Linked DNA regions of Homo sapiens: regions 1, 3 and 4 are each linked to region 2. A link is a loop called in an ENCODE intact Hi-C map of the cell type or tissue named here. Cell type or tissue: natural killer cell. All regions are shown on one strand. Each heading gives the region's core, and the rest is flanking DNA. Links, peaks and the distances in the headings are about the cores only.

Region 1 (5,760 bases), core at 349-5,348, 100 kb before region 2:
TGCTGTTACATGGCTCCCACAGGGAGACTGGCCCCACCTGTGCCCCACCCATCACAGCTAGGGCCTGGGATGGGTCAGACACTGGAAGAGCCTCCCCCTAGGCCATGCATATGGACCGTGCCCACACACTGGGGTCAGTTGCTGTCCTGAAGTGCCCAGGGAGACACAGAGAGTGAAGAATCCAGCTGGACGTGGTGGCTCATGCCTGTAACCCCAGCACTTTTGGAGGCTGAGGTGGGCGGATCACTTGAGGTCAGGAGTTCCAGTCCAGCCTGGCCAACATGGTGAAACCCCGTCTCTACTAAAAATATGAAAATTAGTTGGGCATGGTGGCAGGTGTCTGTAATCCCAGCTACTTGGGAGGCTGAGGCAGGAGAATCACTTGAACCGGGGAGGCGGAGGTTGCAGTGAGCCAAGATCGTGCCACTGCACTCCAGCCTGGGCGACAGAGTGAGACACAGTCTCAAACAAAAACAAAAACAAAAAACAACTTTTTGTGTGTGTGACAACTGAGTGAAATCAGAAGTGTTAAGTAATTATACTCAGTAGGTGTCTAATACATGTTTATTTCACTGGGATGGAGAGCAGGCCCTACTTCCAGGGAACAGGTTGAGATCTGGAGTCCCTGTAGGGTCAGAGCTAGAGGACCCAGAGGAGGAAGTCCTGGAAGGCCTTCCTGGAGGAGGGGCTGTCAGAGCTGAGTCCAAACTGAAGAGGCATTTGCAATCCAGGAGAAAGCGACCCCTGGTAGGGGGAGCTGCAAGAGGAAAAGCTGAGAGATACCAAGAAATGCAAGGGACCTGCATCCCCATGCATCCCTCTGCCCATCTGCAGGGGCACTTAGAAGTACACGGAGCCCTCGCTGTCTCCTTGGTCATCGAATTTCTGGATCTGAGTCTTGAGATGCCTCAGTTTACCCTTCAGGTAGTGGCAGCGAGCCTGCTTGTCCAGGAAGCCAGGATCCTAGGCAGGGCGAGACCCGGAAGTCTTTGCAGCAGTCTGCCCTGTGGCCTTCAAGCTGCTTAACTCTCTGCCTTTCATTCTCCGAGCCTCAATTTTCTCTCCTTGAAACTGGGCACAGGCGACCGGGTGAGCCGGGCAAGGTGGCTCATGCCTGTAATCCCAGCAGTCTGGGAGGCCGAGGTGGGCGGATCACTTGAGGTCAGGAGTTCGAGACCAGCCTGGCCAACATGGTGAAACCCCATCTCTACTACAAATACAAAAATTTGCCAGGCACGGTGGTGGGCGCCTGTGATCCCAGCTGAGGCAGGAGAACCGCTTGAACCCGGGACGCTGAGGTTGCAGTGAGCTGAGATCATACCACTGCACTCCCGCCTGGGTGACAGAGCGAGATTCTGTCTCAAAAGAAAGAAAAAAAAAAGAAACTGGGCACAGGCACCCCAGCCTCACAGAAGTCTCAGGGGTGCAAGACCAAGCTGTGGGATGCAAGACTCACCATTCGCTTCATCTCAAACTCCCTCCAAACCCGGGCTGCAACTTGGGCCTCCTTCTGCAAGGGGAGGAGTAGAAAGGGGGTTTAGGGAGAGTTGAATTCAAGAAGGGATGAAGAAACTGAGGCTCAGACAGACTAAATGCCCATCTAGTGGGGACTTCAAGGGCTGACCTTAGCCATGTGTCACGGCGCCCAGCCAACCGAGAGGAGAAAGAGTCCTGGAAATCTGGACCCAGTGGGTGTCCCAGAGGCTTGGGTCGGGCCACTCAGAAGGGCTGCGGGGCAGGGCTTTCTCCCTAGTGCTGACCTGGCTTTGGGGTGGGGGCAGGGAGCTCAGCAGGGCCTCCAGCTGCCTGAGCTTTGCCTGTGCACACCCCACCTCGTGCTGGAGCTCCAAGAACTCTCCGTACTGGTCCTGGAACACTGCGACATAGCGGCTCCGTTCCCTCTCACTGCTCACTGGCGGGTACTTACTACCAGGTTGAAGAGGGTCAGAGTGTGAGTGTAAAGAACCCCACTCTTTCCCCCAGTCAGTGTAATTTGCTTTTCTTTGTCCATGCTGGGCCCCTACTAGAAACGTTCCTTTTCTCTCCCTCTTTTAATTTATTTATTATTATTTTTTGAGATAGAGTCTTGCTCTGTTGTCCAGGCTGGAGTGCAGTGTAGCGATCTCAGCTCACTGCAACCTCCACCTCCCGGGTTCAAGCAATTCTCCCACCTCAGCCTCTTCAGTAGCTGGGATTACAGGCATGCGCCACTATATCCAGCTAATTTTTGTGTTTTTAGTAGAGACGGGGTTTCACAATGTTGGCCGGGCTGGTCTCGAACTCCTGACCTCAGGTGATCCGCCTGCCTCAGCCTCCCAAAGTGCTGGGATTACAGGCATGAGCCACCGCGCCTCGCCTATTTATTTATTTATTTTCGGAGACGGGATCTCACTGTGTTGCCCAGGCTGGAGTGCAGTGGCTTATTCACAGGGACAATCCCACTACTGATCAGCAAGGGATCCTTTCCTTTCTACTCTTTGGTAAACTCTTATTCAACTATCAAAGCCCCAGCCTCAGTGCCCCTCTCCTGATCCCAGGCATGAAGAATCACATGGGGGACACTCACAGCTCATAGTCGGGCACTGGGTGGGGCCTAGGCTTATGCCCCTTAGGGATGGCTCCAATAGGCTTCTTGGCGCCCAGGAGGGCCTGGGAGAGCAACTCATCCTCAAACACAATCTTCTTGGTCTTTGCCTTGTGGGGTCCCGGCTGGGGCTGGCACGGAGGGCGGGGGGCGCTGGTTTTGAGGCCTCGGGGCGCCAGTCCCTGCAGCTGCCACAGGAATCGTGGTCTGGAGTTAAATCGGGGTGTCGGGAAACCGGAGTCCCTCAAACTGGAGGGGCTAAATCTTTTGCCTAGAGGCCCGGCCTGGGGACCCCCTCCCGGTCAGGCTCACCGGGGGCCCAGGCCCAGGCGGGTGAGTATGCAGGTGCCCCCGGGAGCCGCGAGTCTTTGGGGGCTCCCGGGTGGGCATCGGCCTCCGGGAGAAGCAGCTCAGGGGTTTCCGGGCTGATGGGCGGGTCCTGCGGGGGGCGTCGTGTCCCGCGCGCGGCGGGGGTGGTCTGCGGGCGGCCTGTGGGTGGACACGCGGAGAGGACACGCCTGACGACGCGCACGGAGAAAGGACGCGCGGGCAGCTCGGCCGAAGAGCGGCCAACTCTCACCCCGCGGGAGCAGAGTTCCCCAGAACGACCGCTATTTGCATAGACGCACGCGATTGGTCCGCAGCGACGTCCAGACCCCGCCCACGACTGCGCAACCCAAATAAGCGCTATGTAAATGAACTCTGACGTCGCCGCGCAGCCTGGGACCGGCTCGAGTTAACCCCCGCGCTGCCGGAGCCTCGACCTCCAGGGCGCGCAGAGCCCACAGACGACCGCGCCCGAGGAGCTCCTCGGGACCTCCGCCCCACCTGCAAGGCCGTCCGGCTCGCTACCGCCCCGGGTCACCTGTCCCAGCGTCTGGAGCTCCGAGCCTGGATCTGCTGTCGGAGAGGCACTTCCGTCCGGGTTGTGCATTTACTGCAGGATGGACCCGACTGGCGGGGTCGCTCAGCAGGGCTGGGGGCGGGGTCTGACGAAAGGGGGCTGGGCCTGACGGCCTGGGGGCGGGGCTGACCTGGCTGGGCGTGGCCACACACCTTCGAAACATGGTCGACTCCGACCTCGACCCTCAAGTTTGTCTGAAAAAACGGGATGGTTTTGCAAATTTAAACTTATTTATTTTTTTCAGCAATTATATGAAAAAAATTTTTTAACAAGAGTCTCACTTGCCCAGGCTGGAATGCAGTGGCGTGATCTCGGCTCACTGCAGCCTCCGCCTCCCGGGTTCAAGCGGTTCTCCTGCCTCCGGCTCCCGAGTAGCTGGGACTACATGCGCACACTTCCACGCCCAGCTAATTTTTTGCTGTTGTTGTTGTTTGTATTTTTAGTAGAGACGGGGTTTCGCCACATTGGCCAGGCTGGTCTCAAACTTCTGACGTCAAGTGATCCGTCCGCCTCGGCCTCCCAAAGTGCTGGGATTACAGGTGTGAGCCACCGCGCCCGCCCGGAGTTTCGTCATTTTAGCCAGGCTGGTCTTGAACAGCTTCCGGGACTCAAGCAATCCGCTTGCCTCGGCCTCCCAAAGTGCTGGGTTACAGGCGTGAGCCACCGCACCCGCCCCTTTCTTTCTTTTTCTTTTATTTCTTTTAAGGGCGAGCAGGTGGTGTTAGATGGCATCTTTACTGAACAGTACTGTTCCTGGCAGAGCAGAGCTAACTTATAGACAGTGTGCCCCAAATCGGCCTTTTATATATATATATATAGAGAGAGAGAGAGAGAGAGGCTGTGTTGCCCAGGCTGGAGGGCATGATCATGGCTCACTGTGGCCTCGACCTCCTTCCTAGCCTCAATTGATCCTTCCACCTCAGCCTCCCAAATAGCTGGAACCACAGGTGACACAACGCCTCCCTAATTTTTGTGTTTTTTGTAGAGACGGGATCTCGCCGCGTTGCTCAGGCTGGTCTTGAACTCCCGAGTTCCAGCAATCCACCCGCCTCAGCCTCCCACAGTGCTGGGATTACAGGTGTGATCCCATAATCGTGCTTGGCATTTTTTTTTTTTTTTTTTTTTTTTTTTTTTGAGAGGAAATGTCCTTATGGGTCCAGGCTGTTTTCCAACTCCTGGACTCAAGCGATCCTCCTGCCTCAGCCTCCTGTCTGGGATGTGTGTATTTTACATTTGGAACATACTGCCAAGTTACTCCTTAGTGAGATTGTACCATTTATGCTCCAAGAGATACAGGGGTTTTCCCACAACCTTGGCGGCACTGGCATGATAACGGATTCCCTCACCTGTACTTTCTTTTCTTTTTTTTTTTTTTTTGAGACGGAGTCTCGCTCTGTCTCCTAGGCTGGAGTACAGTGGCGCGATCTCGGCTCACTGCAAGCTCCGCCTCCAGGGTTCAAACCATTCTCCTGCCTCAGCCTCCTGAGTAGCTGGGACTACAGGCGCCCACCACCACGCCCGGCTAATTTTTTCTATTTTTTAGTAGAGACGAGGTTTCACCGTGTTAGCCAGGATGGTCTCGATCTCCTGACCTCGTGATCCGCCTGCCTCGGCCTCCCAGCGTGCTGGGATTACAGGCGTGAGCCACAGCGCTGGCCCCTCACCTGTACTTTCAAAGTTGAAAATATTGCCTACTAAGGCTAGGCGCGGTGGCTCACGCCTGTAATCCTAACACTTTGAGAGGCCGAGGCGGGCGGATCACAAGGTCAGGAGTTCGAGACCAGCCTGGCCAACATAGTGAAACCCCGTCTCTACTAAAAATATAAAAAATTAGCCAGGTGTGACGGCGGGCGCCTGTAATCCCAGCTACTTGGGAGGCTGAGGCAGGAGAATCGCTTGAACCCGGGAGGCAGAGGTTGCAGTGAGCCAAGATTGCGCCAGTGCACTCCAGCCTGGATGACAGTTGAGAGACTGTCTCAAAAAAAAGGAAATATTGCCTAGTGTATGAGTGAAAAAATTTAGAGACTATTTCTCTATTTCGTAATTCTTTTCCTGTTATATCCTGCAAATGTTTTTTCTTGTTGATTTTTAGAAGTTCTTCAAATGTCAGCCGGGCAAGGTGGCTTATGCCTGTAATCCCAGCACTCTGGGAGGCCGAGGTGGGTGGACCACTTGAGGTCAGGAGTTCAAGACCAGCCTGGCCAGCATGGTGAAACCCCGTCTCTACTAAAAATACAAAAATTAGCCAGGCATGGTAGCACACACCTGTAAT
Region 2 (5,760 bases), core at 363-5,362:
TGGCTCAAGCCGGTAGGCGGAGGCCACATCCCAAGGCTGTGCCAGGCCCTCATGGACACAGGAGCCCTATGGGCAGTGCCCTGTCCCAGGACGCCTGAGGGACCGGGGGGTTCTGCTCTGCCAGGTCTGCCAAGCAAACAGCCATGGGGCAGCCACTGGGAGCTGGGGCTGTGCTTCACGGAAATGCCAGGGAAATAAACCCCCAGGTCCTCATGGGGCTGCAGGCTATTTCTTTTAGTGAGACAAGGTCTTGCTTTGTCACCCAGGCTAGAGTACAGTGGTGTGATCCTAGCTCACTGCAGCCTCAAACTCCTGGGCTTAAGCGATCCTCCCGCCTCAGACTCTCAAGTAGCTGGGACCACCGGCGCATACCACTGTGCCTTGCTAAATTTAAAAAAAAAAATTTTTTTTTTTCAGTATAGATAGGGTCTTGCTATGTTGCCCAGGGTGGCCTTGAACTCCTGGGCTCAAGTGATTCTCCTGCCTCGGCCTCCCAAAAAGCTGGGATTACAGGCTTGAGCCACCATGACTAGCCAGGTTGCAGGCTACTTCTGCTGAGACACTTTGCAAGATTCAGTGGATCCTGGTGGCCAGGGGGAGGGTTGGAGGTTCAAGGCTACTGCTGGGCAATTTGGGCAAATTAGTTCACGGCTCTTGGATTTCAGATTTCTCTCCTGTAAGGTAAGGTTTTGGAAAAATCTCTGCCTTAGCAGATGGAGGATTAAGCGGGATTTTCTGTGTGAATCAGGGGCCAGTAAACTTGTTCTGCGAAGGGGCAGGTGGTGAATATTTTTGGCTCCATCTGCTGTCACCGCTCAGCTCTGCCAATGTGGCAGGAAAGCGGTCACAGACAAACAGGTAGGGGCATGGGTGTGGCCACATGGAGGACACCCTCCTGGTACCAGTGATCTCTACCGGGGGTCTGCAAAGTGTGGCCAGCCACCTATTACTGTACAGCCTACGTTCTAGGGACAGTTTTCACATTTTAAAAATGCTTAGGGGGCTGGGTATGGTGGCTCACACATATAATCCCAGCATTTTGGGAGGCCAAGGAGGGCGGATCACTTGAGGTCAGGAGTTCATGACCAGCCTGGCCAACATGGTGAAACTCCGTCTCTACCAAAATACAAAAGAAATTAGCCGGGTGTGGTGGTGGGCACCTGTAGTCCTAGCTACTCGGGAGGCTGAGGCAGGAGAATCGCTTGAACCTGGGAGGCGAAGGTTGCAGTGAGCCAAGATTGCGCCACTGCACTCCAGCCTGGGCGACAGGGCAAGATTCCAACTGGAAAAAAAAAATGCTTAGGGGAGAAAAAAAGTCAAAAAATTGGCCGGGCATGGTGGATCATGCCTGTAATTCCAGCACTTTGGAAGGCCGAGGGGGGTGGGTCACAAGTTTGAGACCAGCCTGGCCAACATGGTGAAACCCCATCTCTACCAAACTACAAATGAAATTAGCCGGGCGTGGTGGTGTGCACCTGTAGTCCCAGTTACTTGGGAGGCTGTGGCAGGAGAATCGCTTGAACCTGGGAGGCAAAGGTTGCAGTGATCCAAGATTGTGCCACTGCACTCCAGCCTGGGCGACAGAGTGAGACTCCATCTGAAAAAAAAAAAAAAAATGCTTAGGGGAGAAAAAATGTCAAAAGATCGGGTGGGTGTGGTGGCTCATGCCTGTAATTCCAGCACTTTGGAAGGCCGGGGGTGGGGGGTGGGGGTGGGGGTGGGGGTGGATCACAAGGTCAGGAGTTCGAGACCAGCCTGGCCAATATGGTGAAACCCCGTCTCTATTAAAAGCACAAAAATTAGCCGGGCATGGTGGTGGGCGCCTGTAGTCCCAGCTACTTGGGAGGCTGAGGCAGGAAATCGCTTGAACCCGGGAGGAGGAGGCTGCAGTGAGCTGAGATCGCACCACTGCATTCCAGCCTGGGCAACAGGGCGAGACTCCGTCTCAAAAAAAAAAAAAAAGAAAAAAAAAAGTCAAAAGATCTCTTGATGGCTGAAATTGATGTGAAATTCAATTTTCAGCAGCAGCAAATGACGTTTTCCTGGCACACAGCCACATCGGTCTGGGTCTGGCTTAAGGCTGCATTTGAGTTACAATAGCAGAGTCAAGCCATTCTGACAGAGACTGGGTGGCCCCTAGGATCTGTGTGAAATACAGACTGTCTGGTTTTCGTGAGAAAAGAGTGGCCAGGGGCCGCTGTTCTGGATCCTCTGTTAAATGGGGTTTTCCGGGGATCCCCGACATGGTTCCAGCAGGATGGGTCGGCAGGAGGTGAGTGTCACCCTGGGTGACTGGTCTCCCGAGGCCATGGTGGGGACGTGGAGGAGCAGGCCTGGGAAGCACCCAGGACAAAATGGGTCCACAGGGTCACGTGCCCAAGGAGGGCTGGGTGAGAAGAGACTCCCTGGGAGCTGGGAGCAGAGGGGGCGGAGGCCAGCAGGCAGGGCTGGAGGCGAGGAAATGAGAAGTTTAGCTGATGCTTTCAACAGAGCTCAGAGCTGTGGTGAAGGCGGGGCCGAGGGAATGAGGAGGTTAGTGGGGGCCATGTCGGGGATGATGCCAGCCAGGCACAAGGAAGACCCTGCGAAGGGGGTGGGTGTCATGGAGGTGAGGAGGCAGCTATGTGGTGCAAGACAGGACTCCCCACACCCCCAAGCCCAAGCCTGCACAGGAGGCAGCTGCAGGCTCAGTTGGCCTGCGGATGTGGGGGCAGGAAGTGGAAGAGTCACCCCAACCTCATGGCTCCCCTATTCGCAGAGGAGGAAGTGGAGGCTCTCCAGGGCCCCTAGCCTAGCTGCTGCCGGGTTCTGTTCTTTTCTGGTTGCTCAAGGGGTTTGGGGCACCCCGGCAGGCTCTCGATAGCTGGTTGCTGGTCAGATGGACGGACGGCAGGGATGTACAGAGAGCTGAGTGCTCCCAACGCCGTATGTCCCAGTTCACAAGAGACACCAACTGTCAGCCACAGACGCAGATGGCATTACAGCAAACACTGAAACGCAGCAAGGACTCCCAGGGCTAGGACGTGGCCCTTTAAGGACAGACTCCTACCATGAGCTAAAGTCTCACAGCAAACCCTACAGGGGTGGGGTAGGGGAAGCCTTAAATAACAACAAAAACCTAAGTGTGAAACAAGTTACTGAAATCTTACATATGTCACTAAATTTGGGTTTAGGTTATCACGAAACCACGTACTAGGTCACAGAAAGAATACAGAACAAACCAGGCTTTGATGGGGGAAGGTCCTGTTTGGTTCTCAAGGCTGTGAAAACATCTGAAGAATTTATCATATTTCCCCTAGGGCTCATCTTACCCTTTTTTTGGGGGGGGGGGGATGGGGTTTTACTCTGTTGCCCAGGCTAGTGTGCAGTGGCATGATCTTGGCTCACTGCAACCTCTGCCTTCCAGGCTCAAGTGATTCTCCACCCTCAGCCCTCCAAGTAGCTGGGACCACAGGCATGTGCCACCACGCCCGGCTAAGTTTTTGTATTTTTGGTAGAGATGGGGTTTCATTATGTTGCCCAGGCTGGTCTCGAACTCCTAAGCTCAACTGATCTGCCCACCTTGGTCTCCCAAAGTGCTGGGATTACAGGTGTGAGCCACCGCAGCTGGCCTCATCTTGCCCATTTGATGCCCAAATCATTCTCTTTGGGGGTTACTTTGTTCTTTTTTCTCAGCTTGAGATAGGACATGAATTCATTTACTTCCGTTCTTTCCTATTTGTGGATCTAATGGGTGTTCAGCTATGTGGTGTCCTCCTACCATCACTTTAAATATAGCCCATGGATTCTGATAACATACGGGTGTTTGTCACTGATTTTTAGAAAACCTGCAATTTTGGTCTGTTTGTACCTTTTTTTTTTTTTTTTTTTGAGACAGAGTCTCACTCTGTTGCCCAGGCTGGAGTGCAGTGGCGCGATCTCGGCTCACTGCAACCTCTGCCTCCCAGATTTGAGCAATTCTCTTGCCTCAGCCTCCTGAGTAGCTGGGATTACAGGTGCCCGGCTAATTTTTGTATTTTTAGTAGAGACGGGGTTTTGCCATGTTGGCCAGGCTGAGCTCGAACTCCTGACCTCAGGTGATCTGCCCGCCTTGGCCTCCCAAAGTGCTGGGATTACAGGCATGAGCCCCCACGCCCAGCTGTGTTTGTATCTCTTCATCTAAGAGTTGCTCAATATAAGTTTACTTTAAAAAAAAGTTCCACGAAGTTTTATTGCATTGTTAGAGTGTCACTTGTAATTGTTCTACTCTGGGAAGTTCTAAATGCTTTCTCTTTACCTGACATAGGAATGATTTTTATTTGTAGAGATGGGGTCTTGCTATGTTGCCCAGGCTGGTCCTGAACTCTTGGGCTCAAGTGATCCTCCTACCTCAGCCTCCTCAACAGCTGGGATTACAAGTGTGTACCACCACACCTGACTCTGATATAGAAATGATTTTTGAGTCCAGGTGTGGTGGCTCACACCAGTAATCCTAGCACTTTGGGAGGCCAAGGTGGAAGGATTGCTTGAGGCCACAAGTTGGAGACCACCCTGGGCAACATAGTGAGACCCCGTCTCTACAAACAATACAAAAATTAGCCAGACTTGATGGTGGTAAGTGCCTGTAATCCTAGCTGCTTGGGAGGCTGAGGTGGGAGGATCACTTGAGCCCACGAGATTGAGGCTGCAGTAAGCCAAGACTGCACCACTGAACTCCAGCCTGGGTGACAAAGTGAGACCCTGTCTCAAAAAAGAAAAATGATTTTTTGAGAATGTTCCATGTATGTGTAAGGAGGTTTATTCTCTTAAGAGTTCACGATATGGCCACAATGTCTGCCTTAAGCATGTGGTTTGGGCGTCTTAACATCCTTGCCTATTTTCTATCTACTCAACCAAGCTGTGTGTGTGTTTCTCCTTGTATCTTTTAGAATTTTTACTTTGTGGCCAGGTGTGGTGGCTCATGCCTGTAATCCCAGTACTTTGGGAGGCTGTGACAGACGGATCACCTGAGTTCAAGACCCGTCTCTACTAAAAATACAAAAATTAGCCAGGTGTGATGGCGTGCGCCTGTAATCCCAGCTATTTCAGAGGTTGAGGCAGGAGAATCGCCTGAACCAGGGAGGTGGAGGTTGCAGTGAGCTGAGATCATGCCACCGCACTCCAGCCTGGGTGACAAGAGTGAAACTCCATCACACACACACACACACACACACACACACACACACAAATTTCTACTGTATAAAGGCAGTGGCTATGTTGTTTGGTGCATAGATATTCACAAGTGTTATACCTTTATTGCAAAGTGAGGCTTTTGGCATCATAACCAATCTTTGCCACATGTAATGTGCAGAGGCCTGAACTATGTCCGAATTGCAGCTCTGCTATCTCCCGTTTCTCACTGCCTGGTACACCTGTGCTTGCTTTCCCCTTTGTTTTTAACTTCCTGAAGCCCTTTGATTTAGGTGTGTCTTGTGTATAAAGCAAGGAACAGAACTTGCTTTATATACTTGCAAGCCAAGCTGAAAATCCTTTCATTTTATTTACTTATTTATTATTTATTTACTGAGACAGGATCTTGCTCTGTCCCCCAGGCTGGAGAGCAGTGGTGTGATCGTAGCTCACTTCAGCCTCCAATTCCTGGGTCCTGCGGCCCTCCCACCTCAACCTCTTGAGTAGCACCACCTTGCACCACCACGCCTGTTTAATTTTTTAATTATTGTAGAGACAGGGTTTTGCTTTGTTGTATAGGCTGGTCTTGAACTCCTGGCTTCAAGTGAGCTT
Region 3 (5,000 bases), core at 1-5,000, 60 kb after region 2:
GTTGGATTCTTCCCTCTGCTTTCCAAATCTTGGTTTATGATAAAATTAAGTCAAATTCCCACTGCCTGTCTTCCACTCTGGGTGGCTGGTGGGTTCTCGACCCTGTGACTTAAGATTCGGCTTGAGAAAAGAGGATACCTTTGCACAAACAGATACTCTTCTCAGAGCAGTTTTCAACAAAGGGTCACAGTCTTCCACGCTCCAAATTTTCATGTTGTTGCCAAGACTTGGTTACAGCGCCCCCGTGTGTCTGCGTGCTGTAACATTTTAGCCCTTTAGATCTTTTCTGTTTTTCCCCCCATTTTAAAAATCAGGGTGTCATTTACATGGAGTCAGCATCCCCCTTTTCAGCATAGGGTCTTGCCTGTTTTGACAGACATAGACAGTCATGGAACCGCCTCTATAATCAAGCTACAGAACGAGTCATCCCTAAATCCCCTTGTGCTCTGATAGGACCAGCCCCTCTCCCACCCCCAGGCAACCACAGATTGGCTTTCTGAATCTGCATTTTTGCCTTTTTTAGAAGGTCATATCTGTGGCATCACAGTTTGTAGCCCTTGCCTCTGACTCCTGACACTTAGCAGAGTGCCTTTCAAGTTCCTCTGTGTTGCATGTATTGCATGTAGGTGCTTCCTTCCTTTTTTTTTTTTTTTTGAGATGGAGTCTCGCTCTGTTGCCCAGGCTGGAGTGCAGTAGTGCGATCTCGGCTCACTGCAACCTCCGCCTTCTGGATTCAAGCCATTCTCCTTCCTCAGCCTCCCGAGTAGCTGGGATTACAGGTGTGTGCCACCCCACCTGGCTAATTTTTGTATTTTTAGTAGAGACAGGGTTTCAGCATGTTGGCCAGGCTGGTCTCGAACTCCTGGCCTCAAATGATCCACCTGCCTCAGCCTCCCAAAATGCTGGGATTACAGGCATGAGCCGCCATGCCCGGCCTGGTTCCTTCTTATGGCCGAATAGTATTCCATCAAGTGGATGGACCACGTTGTGTTCATCTGTTCATTGATTGACAGGCAGTCAGTTGGTTTCCTGTCTTGGTGATTATGAATAAAGCCTCCGTAAACATTCTTGTGTATTTTTCTGTGTAGACGTGGTTTTATTTCTCCCAGGAGGAGGATTGCTGGCTCGTAGAAAAACTCAAACTGTGTTTCCTATTCTCCCACTCAACAACAGTCAACACAGGACTTCTGAGGGTTCCCCCACCAGCAAGCAGCAGCCACCAGCTGGGTATCTTCCAATTCAATTCTGACACACTACCTGGAAATAGCATCAGAACCTATAGGGTGAGGGCTCAGTCTCCAAGACTGCCCCTCTTCTGCCTCTAGAACTTCTGACCAACCAAGTTCAAGTTGGGATTCCCATGACCCCCCTCTTTGGGTTCAGTTAATTTGCAGGAGTGACTCACAGAACTCAAGGAAACACTTAGGTTTACCAGTTTATTATAAAGGATATTATAAAGGATACAGATGGAGCCAAGTGTGGTGGCTCATGCCTGAAATCCCAGCAATTTGGGAGGTCGAAATGGGAGGATTGCTTGAGGCCAGGAGTTCCAAACTAGCATGGGCGAGACCCCGTCTCTGAAATTTTTTTTTTTTCATTAGCCAAGTGGCTGGGCATGGTGACTTAGGCCTGTAATCCCAGCACTTTGGGAGGTCAAGGTGGGAAGATTGCTTGAGCCTGAGTTTGAGGCCAGCCTGGGCAACATAGCAAGACCCTACCTCTACAAAAAAATAAAAATAGCTGTGCGTAGTGGTGAGTGCTTATAGTCCCAGCTACTCGGGAGGCTGAGGCAGGAAGATCATTTGAGCCAAGGAGGTTGAGTCTGCAGTGAGCCACTGCACTCCATCTTGAGTGACAGTGAGATCCTGTCTCTTTTTTTTTTTTTTAGAAGATAAGAGATGTGTAGAGTGAGATATGGGGGGAAGGCGCACAGAGCTTCCATGGCCTGTTCGGGCATACCACCCTTTGGGAATCTCCACGTGTTAGCTATCTGATCTGAAGTCTCTCCAAGCTCTGTGCTTTTTTTTTTTTTTTTGAGATAGAGCCTCGCTCTGTCGCCCAGTCTGGAATGCAGTGGTGCGATCTTGGCTCACTGCAACCTCTGCCTCCCGGGTTCAAGCTATTCTGCCTCAGCCTCTGGAGTAGCTGGGATTACAGGCGCATGCCACCACACCCAGCTAATTTTGTATTTTTAGTAGAGACGGGGTTTCTCCATGTTGGTCAGGCTGGTCTCGAACTCCTGACCTCGTGATCTGCCCACCTCGGCCTCTCAAAGTGCTGGGATTACAGGCATGAGCCACCACGCCCAGCTCCTTTGGGTTTTTATAGAGTCTTCATGACTTAGGCACGATTGAAGCATGGACAGCCCTGTGGAAATGTGATTGGTCAAAAAGGGCATGCTTTAAACCCAGCAAGTCCTGTCTGTTCAGATTCTTCTTGGCCTCTGTTGCGTTTTTTCCTCTGGGGTATGAGGCAGGACCCTCTCTGGCAGGTGAAAGGAGTGTGGGAGGTCAGAGAGATCCTGCTTACTGTAACAAGGGTTTATAGGAGTTACAAGCCATGAGTTGTAGATGAAAACATCTCTATATAATGGTAACAGGAAACTACCTGTTATCCACAGTGGCTGCACCATCTTTATGTTCCCACTAGGCACATAGATGAAAAGTGCAAGTTGTTACTTTCACATTCTAGCCAGTCTTGTGGGTGTGAAGTGATACTTCATTGTGGTTTTCATTTGTGTTTTCATAATAGCCGATGATATTGAGCATCTTTTCATGTGCTTATTTGCCATTCCTGTATCTTTGCGGATGTGTCTGTTGAGATCTTTTGTCCAGTTTTAAATTGAGTTGTTTTCTTGTTACTGAGTTTTGAGGGTGCTTTCTATATTCTGGATACCAGCTCTTTGTGGTGCTTTGCAAATATTTTCTTCTAGTCTGGCTTGTCTTTTCATGCTGTTAAGTGCTTTAATTTAAGAGGCAGTAGTTGACGATTTCGATGAAGCCCATTTGATCACTTTCCCCATTTGTGGATTGTGCTTTTGGAGTCTTATCCAGGATATCTCCACCTAATCCAAGATCACAGATTTTTCTCCTGTTTTCTTGTACGAGTTTTGTAGTTTAGGTTTTACTTTTAAGTCTGTGAGTTAGTTTTTGTGTATGGTGTGATGTTTAAATCAAAGTTCGTTTTTTCATGTATGGGTGTTCAGTTGTTGTAATCCCATTTATTGAAATGATTTTCCTTTTTCCCGTTGTATTCTCTCATCATCTCTGTCAAATACCAGTTGACCATGTATGTGCACATCATGTCTGGGCTCTGTTCTTTTCCATTGTTCTATGTATGCATCCTTATGCTAGTTCCACACTGCTGAGGTTACTGTAGCTTTGCACTAAGTCCTGAGAACAGGTAATGTGAGACCTCTCACTGTGCTTTTCCGAGACTGTTTAGTCTCTTCTCGTTCCTTTGGCTTTCCATAGAGATTTTAGAATTGTCATTTTCTAGCAAAATATCTGCTGGATTTTGATTATATTGAATCCATAAATCAGGGCAAATGCCTTCTTAATAAAAGCGAGTCTTTCAATCCATGAACATGGTATGCTTCTCCATTTATTTAGATCTTCCTGGATTTCCTCCAACATTGTTTTGTAGCTTCCAGATTATAGATCTTACACATATTTTATTTGGTTTATAACTAAGCATTTGGTGTTTAGTGCCATTGTATATGGTACTCTATTTTAATTTCAATCTCCAAACTTGTTCATTGCTACTTCATTGCTAGAAATATGAATTTTTACATATTGATCGTGTGTCCTGCACCCCTGCTGTATTAGAGTTCTCCAGAGAAACAGAACCAATAAGAGAGGCTTATAAAAGGATATGAATATATAAAAGGAGATTTATTTACACGGGATTGGCTCATGTGATTATGGAGGCTGAGAAATCCCAGGATCTGCTGTCTGCAAACTGGAGAGCCAGGAAGGTTGGTGGTTTAGTTCAGTGTGAGTCTGAAGGGCTGAGACCAGGGGAGCCAAAGGTGTAAGTCCCAGTTTGAGGACAGGTCAGGAGATGGGGTAAGATGTCTCAGCTCAACCAGGCAAGCAGGAAGCAAAAGGTATGAATTTCTCCTCCTTCCACTGTTTTGTTGTATTCAGGCCCTCAAGGGATTGGATGGTGCCCATACACACTGGGGAGGGCAGTTTATTGCATCCACCAATTCAAATGCTGATCTCATTAGTAAACACCCTCACAGACACACCCAAAAATGTTCAGTCTGGGGCACCCCATATCCAGTCAAGTTCACACACAAAATTGAAAGAAAACTCTTGTTAAACTTACTAATTTTAATAGCAGTTTTGAAGATGTTCGGGGATTTCCTACATGAAAAATTACGTTTGTAAGAACAGAGTTTTACTTTTCCTTTTCAACCTGTTTGCCTTTTACTTCTTATCTGAGGACCTCCACTGTGATATTGAATGAGAGTGGTGTCTGTGCGTCGTCATGTCGTTGCTCTGGTCTTGCTCTGTCTCCCAGGATGGGGTGCAGTGGTGTGATGGCTCACTGCAGCCTCAAACCCCTGGACCCGAGCGATCCTCCCAACTCAGCCTCCTGAGTAGCTGGGACCACAGGCGGGAGCCACTGCACCTGGCCATTGCTCTTTATAAGATTTTTGTTTTGCTTTTGGTTATTAGAAGGCCAGTGCTCCATGTGTTTCTTTAAAAAAATATTTTTTGACAACATATGTGTAAAAACTTTGTTTCTCCTGATGACCAAAGTTATATGTTCTCTCTGGAAAACTAGCAAATACTTAAATGTGTCTAGAAAAAAATCAGTCACCTGTAATCTACCATGTCAATAATCACCAGCAAACATTTTGGTAGTTTCCTATGTTCTCTGCAAGTGAGCATCTACATTTTGACAAAATTTGTTTGTCCTGTGTATATGAGGTAAGATTTCAAACCTCTTTAAATGTCTCCCCTGCCTCAAAGTAAGAGCAGTTACGAAAC
Region 4 (5,760 bases), core at 405-5,404, 59 kb before region 2:
TACTTGGCGCTGTACCCTGACCTCCGGATGCGCACGGTCTCCAGCATGCCGGTGTAGCGCAGCTGCTGCAGGACCAGCTCGTCGTCAAAGCACAGCTCTTTCTGAAATGGGAATGCGAGACATCAGGCAGGTGGCCTTGACCTGACAGGATGCCCAAGTCTGTTGCTGGCTCAGGCCTGGGAACTGTGAGATGAGGGCACTTCCCCATGCGACCACTGCCTCTTGGGATGCCGAACACAGACATGGTCAGGGTGCACACGTGGGTGCTGGCTAGCCGACCTGGGAGTGTTCTACGGCACGGCAGCCAGGAGCACCTGGACAAGGGGTCCGTCCTTGCTCCAGACACTCTTTCTGGAATGAGGCCAAGATGGGAGGATCAGTTGAGGCCAGGAGTTCGAGACCAGCCTGGGCAACATAGTGAGACTCCATCTCTAGTCATTTAAATTTATTTTTTAAAAAAAAAAGAAAGAAAAAAGAAAAGAAAAAAAAAAAGAACCCAAATGCAAATCTGTTCTGGGCTTGTTCTCTGTGGCAGGCACTGGGGTAAGTGCTGGGAATTCGGTGGAGAGGAGAGCTTGGTCTGGGGGCAGGAGCCACACACAGGTGATGGGGCGGACAAAGCCCAGTGTTCCGGGCCTGTTCTCTGCCAGGCACTGGGGTAAGTGCTGGGGATTCGGTGGAGAGGAGAGCTTGGTCTGGGGTCAGGAGTCACACACAGGTGATGGGGCGGACAAAGCCCAGCACCCCATGGGAGGTGTCCCAGGAGAGAGGAGATGCTGGGCTGTGTCCTGAGGAGGGAACAGGCAGAGAACAGCTGGGTGGAGGCCCACAGGAGAAGGAAGAAGCCAAGGGTCTGATGGGGACACAGGGAGATGCTTCCTGCCAGGGGAGAGAAGAGGCTGGAAATGCAGCTGCCTCAGTGGGCTTTAAGCCTGGAGCTTAGGGGTCTGGACTTCACTCTGGTGGGCAGTAAGGGATAAGGCATGGTGTTGCTATAAAGACAAACGGTGCTGGGCGCGGTGGCTTACGCTTGTAATCCCAGCACTTTGGGAGGCTGAAATGGGTGGATCACTTGAAGTCAGGAGTTCAAGACCAGCCTGGCCAACATGGTGAAACCCCGTCTCTACTAAAAATACAAAAATTAGCTTGGCGTGGTGGGCACCTGTAATCCCAGCTATTTGGGAGGGTGAGCCAGGAGGATGGCTTGAACCTGGGAGGTCGAGGCTGCAGTGAGCCGAGATCGCACCACTGTACTCCAGCCTGGGTGACAGAGGGAGATTCTGTCTCAAAAACAAACAAACAAAAACAAACAAAGGCAAACGGGAAAGAATGAGGAGGGTTGTCATGACTGGGGGTGGATGTGGAGGCCAGGGATGCTGCCACCCTCCAGTGCACAAAATGGGTTTTATCACAGAGAATCATCTGCTGGCACAGCCCACGAGCAGAGAAGGTGCACTACGGAGCATCTCCCCAGGTACAGTTGGCGGGAGGTTCCTGCCTGGCTGTGTGCTCACATTTGTCTGGGAGCCCACACTCCTGCTCAGTCCCTGGCAAAGTCCCCGAGCTGTCCTCCCAGGGATGGAGTGGACCTCTGGGGTAAAGGAAGCCTGTGCCAGTGCTGAGCCTGGAGCCCCTGCTGGTGGTCCCACGGGGGCTCCAAGGGTCTCTCTAGAAACTTGTAATGTGAGCAGCGGGCTGTGTGTGCCTCTGAGACTCTGCTATGTAATCTCAGCCTCTGCCTTCTGGTAGACTCCTTGCACCGGCTACTCTTTGGGATGTATCTGAAAAGCACCCCTGACCTGTCGCTCCCTAATCAAACCTTCTCTGGGCCTCTCCATGTTCCAGATGATGTCCCTGCTCTTAAATGGCCACTTGGACCATCCTCACTGCTAATTCTCCATCCCCGGCTGCCTCTGGATGGACTGCTGCACCGTCCCCCATACTGCGTGGAGGCTGGGGCTGGATGCAGGGACACCGACACCCCTAAGAGTCCGGCATGGGCCTTCTCCTCCCAAACACCTTAGAGAAACTCACCTTTTCAGCATTGGAACGGATGCAGCGGATAAAGAAGGGCTCCGCCTTCCCCAGTGCCTCCAAGAGCTTGTTAAGGGATGTCTGTTAAGGGAAAGAGAAAGCATTTGGGTTGAATCAGGGACCCTGACAGCCGCTGTTCTGTGGGAGCAGACCTGGGACACTCTAGCATCAGTGTGGGGTGGATGGGGTCTGCACAGATGTGGGTCCCTGGTGGTGGGACACAGGAGGTTCCAGCTGGACGTTCTGACCCAAGCCTGCGCTATCCCTGGAAACCCTCGAGGGAGTTATGTGGTCCCCATGGTCCCAGGGCCACCAGTGCTTGTTTTTGCCTCAGGTGGAAGGCTGGGGCTGGGGAGGACCAGACAAACGCTTTCTGGAGATTTGAAACATGTGTCAACCTCAGAAGGGACCACGGATGTAGTGTTTTTTTTGTTTTGTTTTGTTTTTTTTTTTTTGAGACGCAGTCTTGCTCTTGTTGCCCAAGCTGGAGTGCAATGGCGTGATCTTGGCTCACTACAGCCTCCGCCTCCCAGGTTCAAGCAATTCTCCTGCCTCAGCCTCCCAAGGAGCTGAGATTACAGGTGCCCACCATGCCCAGCTAATTTTTGTATCTTTTTTTTTTTTTTTTGAGATGGAGTCTTGCTCTGTCGCCCAGGCTGGAGTGCAGTGGCGCCATCTCGGCTCACTGCAAGCTCCGCCTCCCGGGTTCATGCCATTCTCTTGCCTCAGCCTCCCGAGTAGCTGGGACTACAGGCACCCGCCACTACGCCCGGCTAATTTTTGTATTTTTAGTAGAGGTGGGGTTTCACCGTGTTAGCAAGGATGGTCTCAATCTCCTGACCTCGTGATCCGCCCGCCTCGGCCTCCCAAAGTGCTGGGATTACAGGCTTGAGCCACCGCGCCCGGCCAATTTTTGTATTTTTACTAGAGACGGGCTGTGCTCGGTGTCGGGTGAAGCTACACAAGCCTGAGGCTGAGCTGACCGCCACCTTCTGCCTCTCCTGCTCCACCTACCTGGAACTGGGCGCTGATGCTTGGTGGCTTTTTCTTCTTGTGCAGGTGCAGTAGGGACTTGGTGGTGCGGTCGTGCAGAGTCATGCTGATGATGAGTTTCAGGGACTTGGAGTCCAGTAGGTTCTAGGACAGACACATGGGGTCCGGCCTGCCCTCCCACAGCCCACACGGGCACGGGGAGGCATCACAGGTGTCCCCGAAGCCAGGGCAGAACAGCGTCCCCGCAGCGAGTGCCCGGGCAGCAGCTCTTAGGTTTGGTCTCAGGACCACACTATTGATGTGGGCCCAGTGGAATGAGGTGGGTTTGCACCTTGCACACAGCGCTGGTTCCGGGAGGGCTGATGACAGCCTCTTTCACAGCCTGAGTGGCTGCCCCATTTCCTCTTCCTCTGGGTTAGAGAGGAAGCCAGTGCTACTGAACCTGGCCGTCCCTCTCCTCTGCATAGCTCCTACAGTTTACATTACTTGAGTCAAGAAGGGCCAGGTCCTTTCTGTGCCATCCGCATGAGCTCATCGGACAGGCCACCATCATGTGTCAGCCAGTTCTATCAGCTGACAAGAGGAATTAGCCCTCTCCCATCTGCTAACTAGACTGCAAGGCTATTCTTACTCTTCTTGCAAATTTCTTAAATTGCTGCACTTGTATGTGGAAACGAGACAGAGCGCTTGGGAGGTTCTCTGTCCTGTCTGGAAGCAGCCCAGTAGCCAGGGACTGAAGATGGGGGTGTTAAACGGAAGGGTCCCATTACGTTGGGGCAGGATGAGCTCTGTGGTGCTATGAACCCACTAGAGCTCCCCATGGGACCAGGCTGAGGCCAGACTTCAGCTATGCTTACGCCCCTAGCTTCCTCCCTCACCCCTTCTCTCTGCCTTCTCACGTAAGCCCTCTTCCATAAGCCGCTGTGTGTGCAAATACCCCATCTCAGACCCTGCTTCTGGGAAACCCATAAAGAGACAGCTCTAAATCATCTCAACACGAGAACATTTTTTTTTTCTTGGAGGGAGGGGGAGATAGTGGGAAGGAGGAGGAAATGAAGTTGCAGAAGTGAAAGCTCTCAAGACGGGCAGAGAAGCAAGATATCTTGGAACGTGTCGCGCGGGGTGTGTTTTTTTTTTTACCTTTGGAATGATCTGCTTTTGTTTGATACCTTTACTTTTCCTGTCAAAATATTAAAAATGGTTTTGTGAACAAAAGGAACACAGTGTCGGGATTTGGGTTAGTTCAGCAAGCCACGCCTGGCGGGTTAGACTGAGAGACACAGAGAGAGGGGAGAGAGTGAGAAGGCGCAAGTGCAACAAGGCCACCGCCACCTCTCCACGCTGCACACCGTGGCGTGCCTCAGCCACTGTCTGTGGACACCAGTTTCCCTGGGTTGGCGGCACCCGGACTCTGCTGGTGGCTGCCCCAAAGCTGAGTAAAGTGTTTAGTCTGGGGGCCATTCGGATGTCTGAGAAGTAGGAGGGGCTGGCTAGGAATCTACAGGGTGGGACGTGCATCCAGCGGGGCTTGCTATGGAGGAACTGACATATCCCCCAGATCACAGCAGGATGCCGAGTGGGGCGGAGGGAGCCTGAGCAGTCCTGGTGGTGACCAGGTGACCAGGCTGTCTTTGCCATGTGCTGGTAGATGCCAAGCAGGCCCACAGAGGCCCTTCTGGAACCCTCTGCTGGCAGGGCAGGGACTTGCCCTGCAAAATAACCAAAATGGGGCCTGGGTGGGAGCTCCTTTCAGGATCATGCTGGTGGGAAAGAAGAAAACCAAAGCTGGCCAGGCGCAGTGGCTCACGCCTGTAATCCCAGCACTTTGGGAGGCTGAGGTGAGCGGATCACCTGAGGTCAGGAGTTCAAGGCCAGCCTGGCCAACATGGTGAAACCCTGTCTCTACTAAAAATACAAAAATTAGCCAGGTGTGGTGGCGGGTGCCTGTAATCCCAGCTACTCAAGAGACTGAGGCAGGAGAACTGCTTCAACCCAGGAGGCGGAGGTTGCAGTGAGCCGAGATCGTGCCACTGCACTCCAACCTGGGTGACAGAGAGAGACTCTGTCTCAAAACCCCCCCCAAAACCCAAAGCTGCTCTTTTGGCCGAGGTAAGGAAGGGGATAGCTCCTGTGTTCTCAGACACCTTATGGAATCTTGCAGACCAAGGGGGAAAATAAATAAATAAGTAAATATATTTATTTATTCAAAAGGCCTGGTGCCTTTTGAAGACCGGCTAAGGAGATGGTAACTTGTAGATCTGTGAGATGCCTAGCCATCCGTGGTTGCATTCAGTTTCACCTGAATCCCTGTGGGGTAAAATAAGGCACAACAAGGACAAAAGTTTGAGGCCGAGGTGGGCGGATCATTTGAGGTCAGGAGTTCAAGACCAGCCTGGCCAACATGGTGAAACCCCATCTCTACTAAAAACAGAAAAAAATTAGTCGGGTGTGGTGGTGCACACCTGTAATCCCAGCTACTTGGGAGGCTGAGGCAGGAGAATCACTTGAACCCGGGAGGTGGAGGTTGCAGTGAGCCAAGATTGAGCCACTGCACTCCAGCCTGGCGACAGAGTGAGACTCTGCCTCAAAAAAAAAAGGAACAGAAGTTTTAAACAGGCTCCCACTGGGTGCGGTGGCTCATGCCTGTAATCCCAGTGCTTTGAGAGGCTGAGGCAGGAAGATCGCTTGAGCCCAGGAGTTTGAGACCAGCCTGACAGCCTGGGCTATAACATA

The links. Peaks named below come from ENCODE experiments on the same cell type or tissue, not always from the same donor. Only the 100,000 strongest peaks of a DNase experiment are listed, where the experiment ranks them.
Region 1: a loop joins it to region 2, with 3 times the contacts of the local background. A loop is called at or near these places in 5 of 110 quality-filtered maps.
Region 3: it touches region 2 in a loop (4-fold over the local background); 55 of 110 quality-filtered maps call a loop at or near these places.
Region 4: it touches region 2 in a loop (4-fold over the local background); 11 of 110 quality-filtered maps call a loop at or near these places.

The regions. Positions count from the first base shown.
Region 1 is chr19:17,224,006-17,229,765 of GRCh38, reverse strand. OCEL1 (occludin/ELL domain containing 1) reads right to left here and starts at 3,540. Exons shown (of 6, transcript NM_024578.3): 1 at 3,450-3,540; 2 at 2,897-3,073; 3 at 2,567-2,772; 4 at 1,761-1,926; 5 at 1,457-1,510; 6 at 547-963. The coding sequence starts at 3,518. The coding sequence ends at 841. RefSeq lists enhancers at 2,272-2,945, 2,946-3,620 and silencers at 3,144-3,193, 3,214-3,333, 3,564-3,653. In natural killer cell, for the core only: no CTCF peak of the experiment used is centred there; DNase peaks (open chromatin) are centred at 3,255, 3,565, 4,138 and 4,767; H3K4me3 peaks cover 1,726 bases; H3K27ac peaks cover 1,420 bases.
Region 2 is chr19:17,122,870-17,128,629 of GRCh38, reverse strand. The region is part of intron 2 of MYO9B (myosin IXB); the gene reads right to left. Among named protein-coding and RNA genes, the nearest start is that of SNORA118, 34 kb to the right of the region's middle. RefSeq lists enhancers at 2,076-2,515, 2,626-3,015. In natural killer cell, for the core only: no CTCF peak of the experiment used is centred there; DNase peaks (open chromatin) are centred at 2,079, 2,699 and 3,099; H3K4me3 peaks cover 1,389 bases; H3K27ac peaks cover 3,081 bases.
Region 3 is chr19:17,062,859-17,067,858 of GRCh38, reverse strand. All of the region lies in intron 3 of HAUS8 (HAUS augmin like complex subunit 8), which reads left to right. Among named protein-coding and RNA genes, the nearest start is that of HAUS8, 10 kb to the left of the region's middle. In natural killer cell, for the core only: a CTCF peak has its summit at 252 (motif pointing left); DNase peaks (open chromatin) are centred at 218 and 2,668; H3K27ac peaks cover 280 bases.
Region 4 is chr19:17,182,276-17,188,035 of GRCh38, reverse strand. It overlaps MYO9B (myosin IXB), which reads right to left. Exons shown (of 40, transcript NM_004145.4): 16 at 4,168-4,207; 17 at 3,049-3,171; 18 at 2,035-2,115; 19 at 1-101. Among named protein-coding and RNA genes, the nearest start is that of USE1, 30 kb to the left of the region's middle. RefSeq lists an enhancer at 3,521-3,730. In natural killer cell, for the core only: no CTCF peak of the experiment used is centred there; DNase peaks (open chromatin) are centred at 3,415, 4,035, 4,505 and 4,635; H3K4me3 peaks cover 1,043 bases; H3K27ac peaks cover 2,371 bases.